Regions from separate parts of the Homo sapiens genome. Here all the other regions are linked to region 3. The links are chromatin loops, found by intact Hi-C in ENCODE. Cell type or tissue: heart left ventricle. All regions are shown on one strand.

Region 1 (5,000 bases), 250 kb before region 3:
TCCAACATGGCTATCACTAGAAGCTCAGTTAAAGAGTTCCTTTTTTTTTTTTTTGAGATGGAGTCTTGCTCTGTCACCCAGGCTGGAGTGCAATGGCATGATCTTGGCTCACTGCAACCTCTGCCTCCCAGGTTCAAGCGATTCTCCTGTCTCAGCCTCCCAAGTAGCTGAGATTACAGGTGTACGCCACCATGCCCAGCTACTTTTGTATTTTTAGTAGAGACGAGGTTTCACCATATTGGCCAGGCTCGTCTCGAACTCCTGACCTCAGGTGATCTATCTGCCTGCCTCAGCCTCCCAGAGTGCTGGGATTACAGGCGTAAGCCACTGTCCCCAGCCTGGTTAGTTTCTCTTAATAATAGTTTGATGAATCTGTAAACAATGGGAAAGCAAGAGATATGATGTTTCGTAGTTCACACATTTGGGTTCACTTCTTAGACCTCTTCTCTTTTTTGTCTATACTCCCCAGGTAATTTTATCCAGACACATAACCTTGAATACCATTTATATGCTGATGATTCTGAAATCTCTCCTTCCAGCCTGGACTTCACCCACAAACTCCAAACTCAGATTTCCAATTACCCATTCAACAGCTATATTAAAATATATAATAGGTATCTCAAACTTAACATATCCAAAATTAAAGTCCTGATCTCTTCCTCACTCCATATGCTTCCTTGAGTGTTTTCTGCATGTTAGTTAAGGGTAACTCCATTCTTCTAATTGCTCAAGAGAAAAATCTTGGAGTAATCCTCAACTCCTCTCTTTTTCTTATACCCTACATCATCCTTTCAGCTCTATTTTCAAAATATTTCCAGGATTTGACCACCTTATACCCCTTCACTGCTATTCACAACATCTCTTGTCTGGATTTTGTAGAAGTCTCCTAACTGATCTCCTGCCTTCACCTCTGTTCAACCTTCAGTTTCTTGTTCTTCAGTTTCTTCAGTTTCAATGCACTGCCTGGGTGTTCTTAATAAAACTTAAGTCAGATTGTGTGTGGTGGCTCACACTTATAATCCCAACACTTTGGGAGGCTGAGGTAAGAGGATCCCTTGAGGCCAGGAGTTTGAGATCAGCCTGGGCAATATAGCAAGACCCCATCTCTACAAAAAAATTAAAAAAAAAAACTTAAATCAGATGATGTCATTGCTCTGCCCAAAACCCTCATGGCTTCCCACTTCACTCAGAGTAAAAGCCACAGACATCACAATAACTTACACAGCCCTACACAGTATGCCTCTCCCCTTCTTTGACACCATTGATTATTTTCCTCCCTATTGCTCATTCTGTTCCAGGCCCACTGGCCCCTTTGCAATTCCTGCAGCACAATGGTTATGCTTCTGCCTTAGAAACTTTGCTCTTGCTGTTTCCTTTGCCTAGAAAATCTCTTTCCTCATGCATCTACACGATTTCTTTCTTCACCTCCTTCCAGTTCAAGACAAACCCTTTTTTTTTTTTTTTTTTTTTTTTTGAGACAGAGTCTCACTCTGTCACCAGTCTGTAGTACAGTGGCGCAATCTCGGCTCACTGCAACTTCCCGACTCCCTGGTTCAAGAGATTCTCCTGCCTCAGTCTCCCGAGTACCTGGGATTACAGGCATGTGCCACCATGCCCAGCTAATTTTTGTATTTTTAGTAGAGATGGGGTTTCACCATGTTGGCCAGGAGGGTCTTGATTTCTTGACCTTGTGATTTGCCTGCCTCAGCCTCCCAAAGTGCTGGGATTACGGGTGTGAGCCACTGCGCCTGGCCAAGGCAAAGTTTTAACGTCTTGTTCACTGCTGTATTCTCCATGCTTAGAACAATGCATAACATATATTGGCACACATTAACATTTGCTCTGTGACGAATGAATGGATTTATTAAGCACTCCACATAGTAAGTCACTTGAGGAAAAAAAACAGAAGAATGAAATATAATTTTACCGGTGGGGTAGAATATGCACTGTGTATCATGTTAGTATTAATTTCATTTTCTGGATAACAGTACTTTGTATTGATTGTTTCCAGTAGCTGTTACATGGTCTGTATGCCCCTCTTGCTCAAGAGAGTGAGGATGATCCTGAAATTCTCTTCGAAGTCAGATTATCATAGTCTCCTCCAGAGGGAGCCCACAGTCCAGCATTTTCAAGAGCTGGAGTCACCCTCTGACCCTAACAGAGGACAAGCCATTTGGTCTCCTGTTGGACGAACTAATGTATGAAGATGGGGTGCTAATACAGCTGTGCTTTTTGGTCTAAATCCCCTAGATGAGAAATGCAACAAAAGTGCAAGCTAGGAATTTGGTTTCCTCCAAAGTCTCAGGACATTTCAAACCAAGACCTAGATTATACACATTTCAGGCAACATTTACTCTTGGGCATCTCTGAGTAATTTCTTTGTGGCTACTCATTATTACATTGAACAGTATTATTATAATGTTAAAAGCATCTGATGCCTCATGAAATTACTTTAACAACAGGATTTATTATATAATAATTCTGCCATCAATATTGTTGGATTCCTTGGATTGTTGTTGAGTTTGGAAAATTGGTTTCTTTAATTTCTCTCTATTCTTCAAACAGAAAATGTGATGGTATCAGAATATTTATTGAAAGTGTACCTGCAAACTCCTGGGGATTTTTTCTTTTCTTTTTCTTTCCTTTTTTTTTTTTTTTTTTTTTATGAGACAGGGTCTTGCTCTGCTGTCTAGGCTGAACTACAGTAACATGATCATAACTTACTGCAGCCTCAAATTCCTGGGCTCAAGCAATCCTCTTGCCTCAGCCTCCTGAATAGTTGGGAGTACAGGTGTTCACCACCATGCTGGGCTCATTTTTAAATTTTTCATACAGACAGGGCCTCACTATATTGGCCAGGCTGGTTCTTTAAAAAAAAAAAAAGTTTATTGAACAAACATTCCATTTTTATTTAAAGTCACATATTATGAGAGTCCAGATTAGTATCAGATTACCTGAGTTAGAAGGCAGATGCTTTTATCACCTCTTCATTGGAAACCTGTTTGGTGCTTTGCTGCCTCAGTTTTCCCAGCTGGATAATGGGGACAAAATAGCTTATCCTAGAGATATTGTGAGGACTCAAGGTTTAACACACACAGGACACAGTGGGTTTGTAGTGATGAAATTTAGTAGTTCACTGGGTCTCTGTGTCTTCTTCAAGGATGAAGAATTATGGTCTTTAAGTTTTGTTATGCGAGTTATCTGAGTTTATCCTGACTTAATTCCCTTTGGGAATAAATTAGGTCTGAAAGTGTCCTCTACTCTTGTTGCATACTGCCTGTGAAACTCCTAGGGTATCTGTGCACTGGTCACCATTTATTTAGACATAAAGTTGGCATGAGTTATCTGTTCTGCAGGCATAAAGTGTTTCATTAAATACAAGAAAAAACATGGCATTTACAGTTTTAAAAGAGAGCTGTATAATGTGTCCGCTATTGTGGTTTGGAAGAAAATTAATCTCTGGAGACCCAGTTAGAGTTGTACCATGTCAAAAAAGAGATACTAGTACTGTAATTCTTTTCCACCCTGAGAAAAGCAAGTTTAGCTCAACACTTTCCAACTTTTATCATTTGGGGTTACATTGGATTTTCTCAGAGTTTTTGAGTGTTAGTGGAGTTTTAAAAGTAAAGTTACAGGCCAGGCTTGGTGGCTCATGCCTATAATCCCAGCACTTTGGGAGGCCAAGGCGGGCAGATCACCTGAGGTCAGGAGTTCGAGACCACCCTGACCAACATGGAGAAACCCCATCTGTACTAAAAATACAAAATTAGCTGGGTGTGGTGGCACATGTCTGTAATCCCAGCTACTCGGGAGGCTGAGGCAGGAGAATCACTTGAACCTGGGAGGCAGAGGTTGTGGTGAGCTGAGATTGCACCATTGCACTCTAGCCTGGGCAACAAGGGTGAAACGCCATTTCAAAAAAAAAAAAAAAAGTAAAGTTACAAACATAGCTGTGGTAAGGTGTCGAGAAGATGAGTTACTGGTTAATTTAGGCAGATCCAGGTTTTATGGAAGCTGATACTTTTAAATGAGGGCTCTTTTTGAGGAGGAAACACAAAATTTCAAAGGCAAAATTAGAAGGGCTGTTTCCATGGCTTTGGGTGCAGCCTGTGCAAGTGAGGGACTACATTGGCTTTCAATAAATATGCCTCTGCTGATAGGATTGCTCCTATTTGGTTCTCCATAGCCACCAAAACTCATGCAAACAAGTAGGTTATGGCAATGGCAGTGGCAGGGGCAGCTGAATTGGCAATCAATTGGCTAGGTCTTGAAATCTGTTGGGTAGCATCCATGTGATGATTGGGAGTCTTGGCTCTAAGTCCTTTGACCACGTGAAGTTGTCATAAGTGAAAGGGGATACAACTGGTTGCTCAGTGGGTTGCTGCTGTGTGGCACTCATTACCTTTCCTTTGGAAGAAGGAACACAGAATAGAGTCACAAGGATAGGGAACACTCTCTTGTGTTTAACACCCCTTGAAGAATAAAATTAAAATTCGATCCATTAAATAATTGAGTCAGGGTTCTGTTTTCACCAGAGTAATAAAAACTTGCTTTTGATGGGCACCAGTTATCACCTAATTGTCAAATTCAGTGACTTTTAAAAAATCCTTATTTTTCCTGATCTTTGTGTCACATTTCACACTATGAATCATCTTTTCCTCCTCAAAGCGCGCCTTCTTTTTTGTCACATGTCATCATTTTCTTCTTAATTCTAAGTGCTTTTCTGTTCTACTGATAATTTTTCTTCCTACCTGTTTCCCTGGCAGTTCTTAAGGCCTCCACTCTTCCCTGTTCCTTGAGAGAAGTATGTTACTCTTATAGCTTGGCTACCACCTCTGAGGGTATTTCTCCAAAATTTGTAGTTCTTCCACAGACATTTACCTGAAGCTACAGTCTCTATATGTTTGCTAAATGTTTCCACTTTATCATTTTGCTGTTTCTTCAGCCTTACTGATAGGGTTTGGCTGTGTCCCCACACAAATCTCATCTTGAATTCCCAC
Region 2 (5,000 bases), 100 kb before region 3:
CACCTAATTGCAGCCTCCTCCTCTAGCGTGGGCCTAGAGTGTGCCTAAGTGTATGATACCAGAGTTTTCTAAGTGGAATCTTTCCTAGCTGCCCCCAAATGGGTGAGCAGACAGCTAAGTAACTGTTCCTTATAGGAACACTACAGACAAGTGGGAAAAGCATGTGTTAAGGACTTCTGAGCCCCTCCTCTGTTGGCTCAGAAAAATCCTTGTTCCCCATCCCACCCACCCCCTCCTACTTCTGAGGATCAAAAACATAGCCAGAGGCACGAAACAGCTTAGGCAGGGACCTCGTGGCAGTCCTCAGGCCTGGTGGGGAGGCATGTGTATCCTGACTGACACACCCCCTGCCATCATTGTCTTTTCACTCACAGGTTGCGGTCGAAGGGCTGCAGCTCCTGCTTCCCTGAGGGGGGCACAATGGCCGGGTGGGGGATGGCTGCTGGGTGACCAGGTACACCAGAACCTAGCATCAAGGATGGGTGGGTGAACCTGGAGGCAGGAAGAAAGTTAACACTGAGCCAAGAATTATGGGCCAGACCTTTGGACACACACAGAGGCCCCTGCATAATACATAACTTGAGGACACAGGTGAACAGATAGATACTCTATCCTACTGGCCTAGACATAAGTACACAGAGATAAATACAAATACCTGCTCCCAGCACACTACACAGACACACTGCAAAAATCTACATAGATTGCCATTCAGATGGTTACTACATAGGTCCCAAGTAGCTTTTGAATCTGTCCCCTTCTCACGTCCTTCCCCTACCAACCCAGCCTCAGGAGCCTGTGGCTGCCCTGTGAGGCCTCATCCCTCTCCTGCTTGACCCTTCCAGGCCTCTCTCCACACAATAGCCAGAGTAACCATTAGAGACACCTGAATGTTCCTGGCCTGCTTCGGCTGAAATTCCCCCAGCGTCCAAAGAATAGAACCCAGGCTGCTCCCAAGGGCCTGCACAGCCCTGCATGAGCATCCTGCTGCTGTTGCTAGCCCCTTCTCTTCTCCTCTGCTTCCTGTCCCTCTCCGTTCCCCGGCAGCCCCAGTTATGGCTGTTCCCTTGTTTTCTTCTCGCAAAAGATCTATTACTCTTTCCGCGAAGCTCTCCCTGACCCATCAGGCCTGGTGAGGTCTCCTTGGGGCTTCCCCATCACTCAGCTGGCCCATTAAGCTGCCGGTGCCATGTCTACACTTGCTATACTGGGCTGTGAGCTCCAGTGGGCAGCAAATGTCTGTGGAATCCCCTGCCATTGCATATTTGCACTGAGTCTGTCACTGAAGGAGTGACCTAAGTGAAGGGATCCATGTACACACACCTCCCACTTCACTTTCTTGCTATTCTGTGGAGACCATTCTGCCCCTTACTGCTTGCACAGGTATTATCCCTGAGCCAGCAGCCCCTAAGGGTCAGAGGTTGGGGACTTAGGTAAAAGGTGCTGTCTCAGCTTGGGCAAAGCTCAGGGGATGCCCAGGAGAGTCCTTCTAAGTAGGGATGAAGAACAGAGGTGAGTGCACACACATCTGCACACGGGCTGAGCCACATATGCCTGTACTGTCCTGGCCTCTGTGGTGCTCTGCTGCACGGTGTGGCCCAGGCTGAGGCCTCTTGGCACTTGCACTAGCTTCATTCTCAGGCACAGGACAGCAGGGGGCTGCAAAATGACAGACGGACAGATGGACAAACGACTAACACAGGGCAAGCACTGGCCTGGGCATGGCCTTGTGTGGGCTCTGAAGCCTGGGCAACAGGAAGCAGGAGCCTAGCTGCAGTGTAGGGGACTCACCTGGGGTAGGGGGCGCCAGGGGCTGCAGTGGGGGCAGGGAAGTGCTGTCTATATCCGCAGGAAGGGGACAGGGGGTAGAGAGGAGGGCTGGGCCTGTGGTTGGGAGAGATAGCTGTTAGCAGTCTGGCTGCTGGCCAGACACGAGGAAAGACTTCCCTACCTTGCTAGGCAGGCCTTGACCCATCCTGTGAGACAGATGGGCCTCTGCTGGAATTTCAAGCATCTGCCACCAGAGGGCAGCTTGTGCGGTTTCCCTCTATAAACTTGTATGGGTGCTTGAGGGATGGAAATGGTATCCTTCTCCTGGGACCCAGCTTAGCAGGCCCCTGGGCCCCTCCAGCCTGCTTCTGTTTCTTTGACGGTATAGGGCTGATATCTGTCCTGGGGCCATTGCAGCCACTGTTAACACTGGATTGTTTTGCACCACTTTGCCTGCTTCAATTCCTGGTCATCCTTCAGGTCTTCCTTAGCTAAGTGACCCTTCCTCCTCAAATCCCTGAGATTCCAAGCTGGATGAGGTACCTCTCTGGGCTCCTACAGTCCCTAACTAGAGCACTACCAACAGTGCCCTGTAACTGTCTGGTTTTTTGCCTGGGTTGCCCACGAGGTAGACTGAGTTCTGAGAGGGCAGGGACCTAACGATCAGTTGGCTTCAGCAGTGCCGACTTCCCTGGTGCCCAGAACCCTGCCCGGCACACAATAGGGCTCAGTGGAGAGATGGCTTAAATACCCCTACTTCTTTCCTCACAGCCAAGTGCCACCGGGTGGAAGCCGAGAGCACAGGGCTGCCTGAAGTCCCCTCCTTACAGCCTTGGTGGGTAAAATCTGCTGTAGGCTCAACTCTCTTGGTCTTCAGCACTGCTGGCCTAGGGGATGCTTTTGAAAGGCTGGCCTACAGATTTGCATCCACGGAACCCTGGTCTAGTCCAGTAAGGCTGGGCTCTTGAGCATCTTGCCACGCTTTGATCCTAGGGGTATTCATGGGAGTAGTCTTAATTTGTATTCAGAATGGATTGTCCAAGGAGAAGCTGGAACGGAGGAGGGTGCTGACCATGGGTAAAGGGCAAGTGGGCCACAGGTTGGGCCTCTGGCCTGCCCGATCTCCTTGGGGAGCCAAGTTTTCCTGCTGTTGGGTGACTGCCACAGCCCAGCTCTCTGAAATAGGCTAGAGACCTGCGCAGCTCAAACTATCGTTGATGAGTAAAGGGCCAAGTAGCCTGCCAAGGCCCAACTCCAGCTGAGGACAGGCCCTTTGGCCCATAGTCAGGCCTACTGGCTTAGGGGGCCAGGCTTCCTTTTCCTGGTCCAGCCTTAAGAATCTCCAAGCAGGCTGGTCAGAGGCTTGGGCTTAAGCAGGCACCACAGGGGCAGGGAGGGACACTGCCCCTCAAGCAGCTCAGCCAAGGAAAGGACCAAAAGCAGTAGGCACTGAGGCCAGTGAGCTGAGAAGCAGCAGCCTCTCTGGTAGCCACTCATGCTGTCCCCTCCCTGCTCGGGCCCACCTTTCTTCCTCAGTTACTCATATGGCCCTGGAGGTCCCTTAGCAGCCCAGAGTTCTCCCATCTAAGGGGATCTCTTGGACACTGAGGGAGACAGGGCTGGGACCAGGGACCAGCTCTCCTGCCTCTCCAAAGGGAGTATGTCAGGCTCCCTGGGGAATGCAGGCCGGGGTACATGAGGACCCCTAGCTCAGAGCCAGGTTAGGACAGAGTTGCTGGCCAGCCCCTGGCATCTAAACAGAGCTGGCAGCAGGGTGGCCAGCCAAGAGGGATGGAGGAGGAAATGGAAGGGCAGGCAGGTCTTGGTCTGACCAGCACACGGTACCCCTTTCCCATTGGGCCCACACTCACCAGCTCACAGTGTGGGGGAGCTGCCCCATGCTGCCTGAGGTCAGGGAGTAGAAGCCAGAGAGGTCAGGGGTCTGCAGAGGCCTGTGAACTGCAGAGGAGAGAAGCTGAGTGAGTGGGCTAGCCTGACCTGGCAGGCCATATCAGCAGTTACTGCATCCTAGAACCTCCTACAGGGGCCTTAAGATCCCACCAGCTTTGCTAGAGGACCAGACATAAACTAGTTTATTCAGGAGGATCCCAGTGTGATAATAGTGCCCCTTTGACAGACAAGGGAACCCAGGGCAGAGGGCTGGGGTGACTTGCCTAAGACATTAGGGGGCCAGTAGGCAGAGCTGAAGTCACTCAGGCATGGAGGCATTGGGGCATCTCTGCTCGGGGGACTCCAGCCTAGCTTTCTGGGCAGGAGGCAGGCCCCTGGTCTAGGGGAGCCCAGCCTGGGGAGCCAAGGCTCCACCTGCCCCCCAGGGTTGAGTCAGCAGGTTTCCCACAGCTGACAATGAGGGATTTCAGAATGACTTTGCCTGAGGCTGAGGTGAATCAGCCATCACAACCACCACTTTCCATTTTCTCACTGAGAGGAGGAAAGGCTACAGTTTTACAGTTCTCAGCAATGCTGCCATACTGGCAGCGGGGTCACCCATGGGATTTAGGCTTCAACCTGAAGCCTTCACATTTTGACCTAGCACCACCTTTTCCAGTTTTCTGATGCCCTTATACCCCCAGTCCATCTTTCTGGTATTTTCTTTGGGCCCTTAGTTTGCACAGCCCCAGGTTCTCCAGTTATAAAATGGACCCAGCTACCTGGTCTCAGAAGCTGGGGTCTTGGCCCTTAGGCTCTGGTTTCACTGGGCCCCTCCCCATCCCAGGCTTGTACCTTGCTTCTGGCTGATGTCCGCAGGTGCAGGGGTGGGATGTGGGCTGTTGAAATGTTCGTAGAGAGAGAGTTGGGGGACACCGTGGGGGGGCTGATTGGCCTTGTGCTGAAAAATGAGAAGGAGGGTGGGTGAGTGTGGCGAGTCCTGAGGGAGGAAGACACTGGGATGAGGGTATACAGGAAGCCCAGCTGTCAAAGAAAAGTGGTGGCCAAAACCACAGGCCTCAGCGAAGGGGGTACCACTCAAGTCACAGTGTCCAGTACCCCGCCCACTAGCCCCCAAGACTTTGCCCAAGCAGTCCCACCCCCTAGAAAGCCTCTTGGTCTTTCTGGGCACTCAATTCCTGGAGGTGCGTCTCCCCTGTCCAGAAAACCCTTATTGGCCTCCTCATCTCAGGTTTGGCTTGTCTGGGAGGTTGCTTATAGCCTCCAGCCCCCTAAAGCAGGGCATGGCCTGAGGACCCAGGCCTACCCCAGCACACCCTGGA
Region 3 (5,000 bases):
CCCTTGACTCATTCTGAGAGCATTGCCACAAGGGGTTCTGGCCTCCAAGTTCACCTTTGGTTTGGTTTCTGCTCGGGCAGCTCAGAGCAGTTTTGTTTTCAAGTGCAAACCCACAGAGCTGCTTTCCCCTTTCTCTGATCCCCCAAAACAAACAAAGGATGTTGGTCTGCATTTTGATTTGTTTTGAAGCTGCAGAGGAGAGTGAGGGAAATGGGTCACCTCAGGAGCTTCGAGGGTGGCCAGGCCAGCCAGGGAGTGTGGGGTGGTGGCCAGGATGGCGCCTTACTCTGGAGGACTGACTGGCCAGCCCACCCTGGGTGGGCCCTGCTCCCAGGGAGCCACTCACCAACAGGGATGCCTGGAGCTGGGGGCTCCTCATGGGGCCATGCAAAGCGCCCTGTGTGGAAGGCAGGAGGCCCAAGTCCCAGGCATGGCTCCAAGGCCCCTTGCTGTGTGATGTTAGGCAAGGCCTGCGTTTCTCTGAGTTTGAGTCTGGTGAAATGAGGCCCACCAGCTCGGTCCCACCATCTTTCCCATCCCCACTGGAGTGGGGAGGGGGCATTACAGAGTCCCATGCCACTCACAGCGCTGATGTCCAGGGCTCCCTGAGCAGCTGGTCCTGGGACCATTGGATAAGCACCTTATATTCTGCTAGGACGTTGGCCATCAGGGCTGGCCTTCTCTAGCCCCAGACCCATTCCTTCGCCTTCCCACTGGTCAGCAGAGGCCCCTACACTGCTTGGTTTACATGATCCATGGATGTGCCCCTCCTGGGCCTGTGGCCCCTCCCAGAGTGGGTGTAGGTACCTGAAGCAGTAAAGATTAGGTCAAGGAATTTTCAGCAGCAACCTCTTTTCTGACATCCCCCAAAGAAAGAAGTCCCCTGAGCAAGGTGAGCTCTGTCATTCCCAGAGCCTGCAGGTGACCAAAGATGTTCGGAAGGAGCCTGCGGGTCAGCCAAGTCTTTGAAGCATCAAGAGAAGGAGCTGGTAATGTTTTCCCTTGAGTAGGATCAGTAGCAGGGGTTTGAGCAAAGTGAGTGCATTTATTCCAGAACAACTGAACTGGATCCCAAGGACAATATTTTAAATTTCTTCATTAAAGTCCATCTGTTCCGACAGTTCTTCATCTTTTGCATTATTAATCCTTTTAGTGAAAGCTACAGATTCTCTTCTTGGGGGAAAAACACACACACAAAATTTTGAACCACATTTAAAAAGGTTTGCAGCCCTCCATGTGTAATTCCTGGGAAGTTAAAGTAATTCAGGGAGAACTGACTTCCTAGAGTGACCCCTTTCCCAACTGGGGAGGAGACACTATTGGATAGCCTGGGTTGTTCTTCAAAGGATGTTTTGGAGAGACACAGAATCAACTGCTCTTTTTATTTTTTAATTTTATATTTGAGACAGAATCTCGCTCTGTCGCCCAGGCTGGAGTGCAGCAGTACGATATTGGCTCACCGCAACCTCCACCTCCTTGATTCAAGCGATTCTCCTGCCTCAGCCTGCCTCCACAGGCACGTGGCACCATGCCCAGCTAATTTTTTTTTTTTTTGAGACGGAGTCTCACTCTGTCACCCAGGCTGGAGTGCAATGGCGTGGTCTCGGCTCACTGCAACCTCTGCCTCCCGGGTTCAAGCGATTCTCCCACCTCAGCCTCCCGAGTAGCTGGGACTACAGGCACGTGCCACCACACCCAGTTAATTTTTGTATTTTTAGTAGAGATGGGATTTCACTATGTTGGCCAGGCTGGTTTCGAACTCCTGACCTCGTGATCCGCCCACCTCGGCTTCCCAAAGTGCTGGGATTACAGGCATGAGCCACTGCTCCTGGCCTATGCCCAGCTAATTTTTATATTTTTAGTGGAGACCGGGTTTCGCCATGTTGGCCAGGCTGGTCTCCAGCTCTCGACCTCAAGTGATCCACCCGTCTTGGCCTCCCAAAGTGTTGGGGTTAGAGGTGTGAGCCACCGTGCCAGCCAATTGCTCCTTTTAGAATGGGAGTGCTAACCTCAGGGGTCTCTCTCTCGGGTGCCAAAAGAGGAGATGCCTTTTGTGTGGACCCATGGAACTGAAGCCTCCGTCCTTGTCCCTGGAAGGGCCCAATTTTGGGGTTCCAGGAGCTCCTGCGCCTAAGGGGGTGCTGTCACCCTGTGGTTTTTCTTAGTTGACAGCTCATAGGTGCTTGGGAATGTGCTGTGTCTGCGTTCCAGACTGCAGGAGCAGTCTGGAAACTTGGCTGTGGGCAGACATGCCACCCTCCTAAGGTGAAAGAAACCTGAGTGGCCAGAGCCTAGTGTTTGCTCCCCTAATTTGAGAACAGGGAACTGTGCCTCCTCCTGGAGACTGCAGGGTTTGGGAGCCGGGAGATGGCCCATCTCGCTTCTTTGGTCAGCTTCTGGCGCCACCTCGTGGCTAATTCTCTAATAGCAGCCAGGTCTCATTCTGGCACAGAGGGTTCTCAGTAGAACCACCAGAGGGAGCTTTAAAATTACGCACGTCTGCCGGGCGCGGTGGCTCACGCCTGTAATCCCAGCACTTTGGGAGGCCAAGGCGGGCGGATCACGAGGTCAGCAGATCGAGACCATCCTGGCTAACACGGTGAAACCCCCGTCTCTACTAAAAATACAAAAAATTAGCCGGGCGTGGTGGCAGGAGCCTGTAGTCCCAGCTACTCAGAAGGCTGAGGCGGGAGAATGGCCAGAACCCAGGAGGCAGAGCTTACAGTGAGCCGAGATTGCGCCACTGCACTCCAGCCTGGGCGACAGAGGGAGACTCCGTCTCAAAAAAAATAAAAAAAATAAAAAACCACGCATGTCGGGGGCCATTCCAGACCAGTGAAACAATCATCTGTTTCGTTGGGGCCTAGCATCAGTATTTATTAGGGCTCTCCAGATGACATCAATGTGAAGCCAGGGTTGCGAATCACTGTAACAGCAATAGGTTGGTTCCTTGGTCTTGGCCCACAGGCAAGGGAGGACGATTGAGGTGGGGAGGAGAAATTACAAGGGCTTTCTGGAGAATTGGTTTCACTTTGCTTGCATGGACCTACTTGGTGCTCTGGAAAGCATGGAGGTCAGCGAGTAATGAATGCCACAATACAGAATGTTGTAAATAAGGCGCCTATTGCAAATAAAGTGTCTATTACTGGGCCTTTACATTAGCATCTGTGGGCATTTCCATGGGCCCTCTATGGGCCCATTTTGTGTCTATCTCAATGATAGACACAAAATGGGTTCATTTTGTGTCTATCTCAATGATAACATTTAAAAGTCAACATATAAACACACCTTGGCTTACCTGGAAGGCTGTTAACTGACTTTCTCTCCTGGTTTTGGTGTCCAAAATAACTTTGGAATTTACTATCCTATTGCTGCAAAGCAGAACTACTTTAATTGTCACGGGGTAATTAGCAAAGGGTAAAAGGATTCACTTGGTGAGGAATGTATTTGAGCCAGGCAAAGACAAAAGACTTGGCAGAATTGAGTTATCTTTTCAAAATATTTTCATGTTCACAAAACAATGCTGTAGCTGTTTTGAACTCACAAGTACCTGCCCCATGCTGTCCCATACATATTACACTGAATGATATTTGTGGGGGGTGGGATTGAGGGAGGGGGTCGTGGATAGGAAATAAAGTCCCAACTCCTGGCCAGAGCCGGCAAAACCCTGTATGCTCTGCCTCTGCCTTCCTTTCAATCCCCGCTCTTACCCTCCATGCTTACTGGCTTCCCTCCAGCCACACTGGGCTTTTTGCTGCCTCTCAAACATGCCACCTTGTTCTCATCCCAGGGGCCTCTGAACCTGCTGTTTGCTTTGCCTGGGGCACTCTTTCCCCAGATATTTATGTGGTTTGCTTTCTGAGTTCTTTCAGGCCTTAGCTGTAATGTCAGAGGCCTTTCCTAATCACCCTCATTAAATTAGGACCCCTGCCTAATTCTTCTCCCCATTTTGTATTCTCCATTGTACTTTTCACTGCTTGAATTGTATTGTTTATGTGCTTGTTTCCTTGTTTATTGCTTGGGAACCCACATGTGTTGTAACTCCTTGAGGGTAGAGGCCATATCTAGCATTTACCATAATTTCCCCAGTCTTTGGCACATTGACATTATTTAATAAGCATTCTTTTACAAATTCTTGTATTTTGGAATAATTTTAGTTGCAATGATATTACAGAGTTATGGTATATTTTCACTCTGATTGCCTTAATGTCAATATCATATATAACTGTAGTACAATGATCTATAAAAGGAGTTAACATTGATACAATACGATTCACTAATCTACAGGTTTTTTGTTGTTTTTGGGGGCTTTTTTTGCAGTGAGAGAAAGAGGCATTTATTGCAGGACATCATCAGGCAAGGAGGATGGGGAGCTCACGCTTAAGACCCAACCTCCCTGATGGCTTACAAGCAAGGGTTTTTAAAGGCAGGGGTACATTTCAGGAAAGGAGAAGTCACAGGCCAATGTGTAAACAAACATATGGAAGCTATACATTGGTTTAGCCCAAAAAGGTGGGATATCTTGAAGCAGGGGCTTACAGGTCATAGGTAGATTCAGAGATTCTTTGATTTGCAGTTGGTTGAGGAAGGAAGACTTTGTCTAAAAAACTTGGGGTCAGCAGAAAAGAATGTTAAGATTTGGCCTTAATATAGGCTAGTTAAGATCAGGAAACCCATTAATCATCAGGGGTGCTATGCCAGTCAGGTCACCAGAGCAAGCCCTAATGCACTAGGTCAGAGTGACCAGTTTAGCAAATTGATGGCCTGCAGGTGTCACTTTCTCCAAGCACCTCGGGAAGAAATTTAGAACACAGGGCAGTGATCAGAGTTCAGTCCTCAGTTCCCTCTTATCTGAGGTCCACATGACAGCAATGGGCATTTTCCATCTGGTGGGCATCCAGGTTTCTGAAAAACAAATCTATTAGGATTGTTGCTTTATTGGGCCTCGTTTCTTCCATCTGACTTTCACTTCTTGTCCTGCAGTGTCCACCCTGGTCTCT

What was found. A loop is a pair of places that touch in the nucleus more often than their neighbours do. Peaks named below come from ENCODE experiments on the same cell type or tissue, not always from the same donor. Only the 100,000 strongest peaks of a DNase experiment are listed, where the experiment ranks them.
Region 1: a loop joins it to region 3, with 2.7 times the contacts of the local background. A loop is called at or near these places in 31 of 110 quality-filtered maps.
Region 2: a loop joins it to region 3, with 14 times the contacts of the local background. A loop is called at or near these places in 102 of 110 quality-filtered maps.

The regions. Positions count from the first base shown.
Region 1 is chr5:134,286,828-134,291,827 of GRCh38, reverse strand. It overlaps a transcript of CDKL3 not described here. Among named protein-coding and RNA genes, the nearest start is that of PPP2CA-DT, 63 kb to the right of the region's middle. In heart left ventricle, a CTCF peak has its summit at 2,099 (motif pointing right); no DNase peak of the experiment used is centred here.
Region 2 is chr5:134,137,677-134,142,676 of GRCh38, reverse strand. It overlaps TCF7 (transcription factor 7), which reads right to left. Exons shown (of 10, transcript NM_003202.5): 4 at 4,513-4,618; 5 at 3,639-3,726; 6 at 373-492. Among named protein-coding and RNA genes, the nearest start is that of TCF7, 25 kb to the right of the region's middle. RefSeq lists enhancers at 2,338-3,315, 3,907-4,016, 4,187-4,356, 4,367-4,436. In heart left ventricle, a CTCF peak has its summit at 2,006 (motif pointing right); no DNase peak of the experiment used is centred here.
Region 3 is chr5:134,037,129-134,042,128 of GRCh38, reverse strand. It overlaps a transcript of VDAC1 not described here. Among named protein-coding and RNA genes, the nearest start is that of VDAC1, 35 kb to the right of the region's middle. In heart left ventricle, no CTCF peak of the experiment used is centred here; a DNase peak (open chromatin) is centred at 2,408.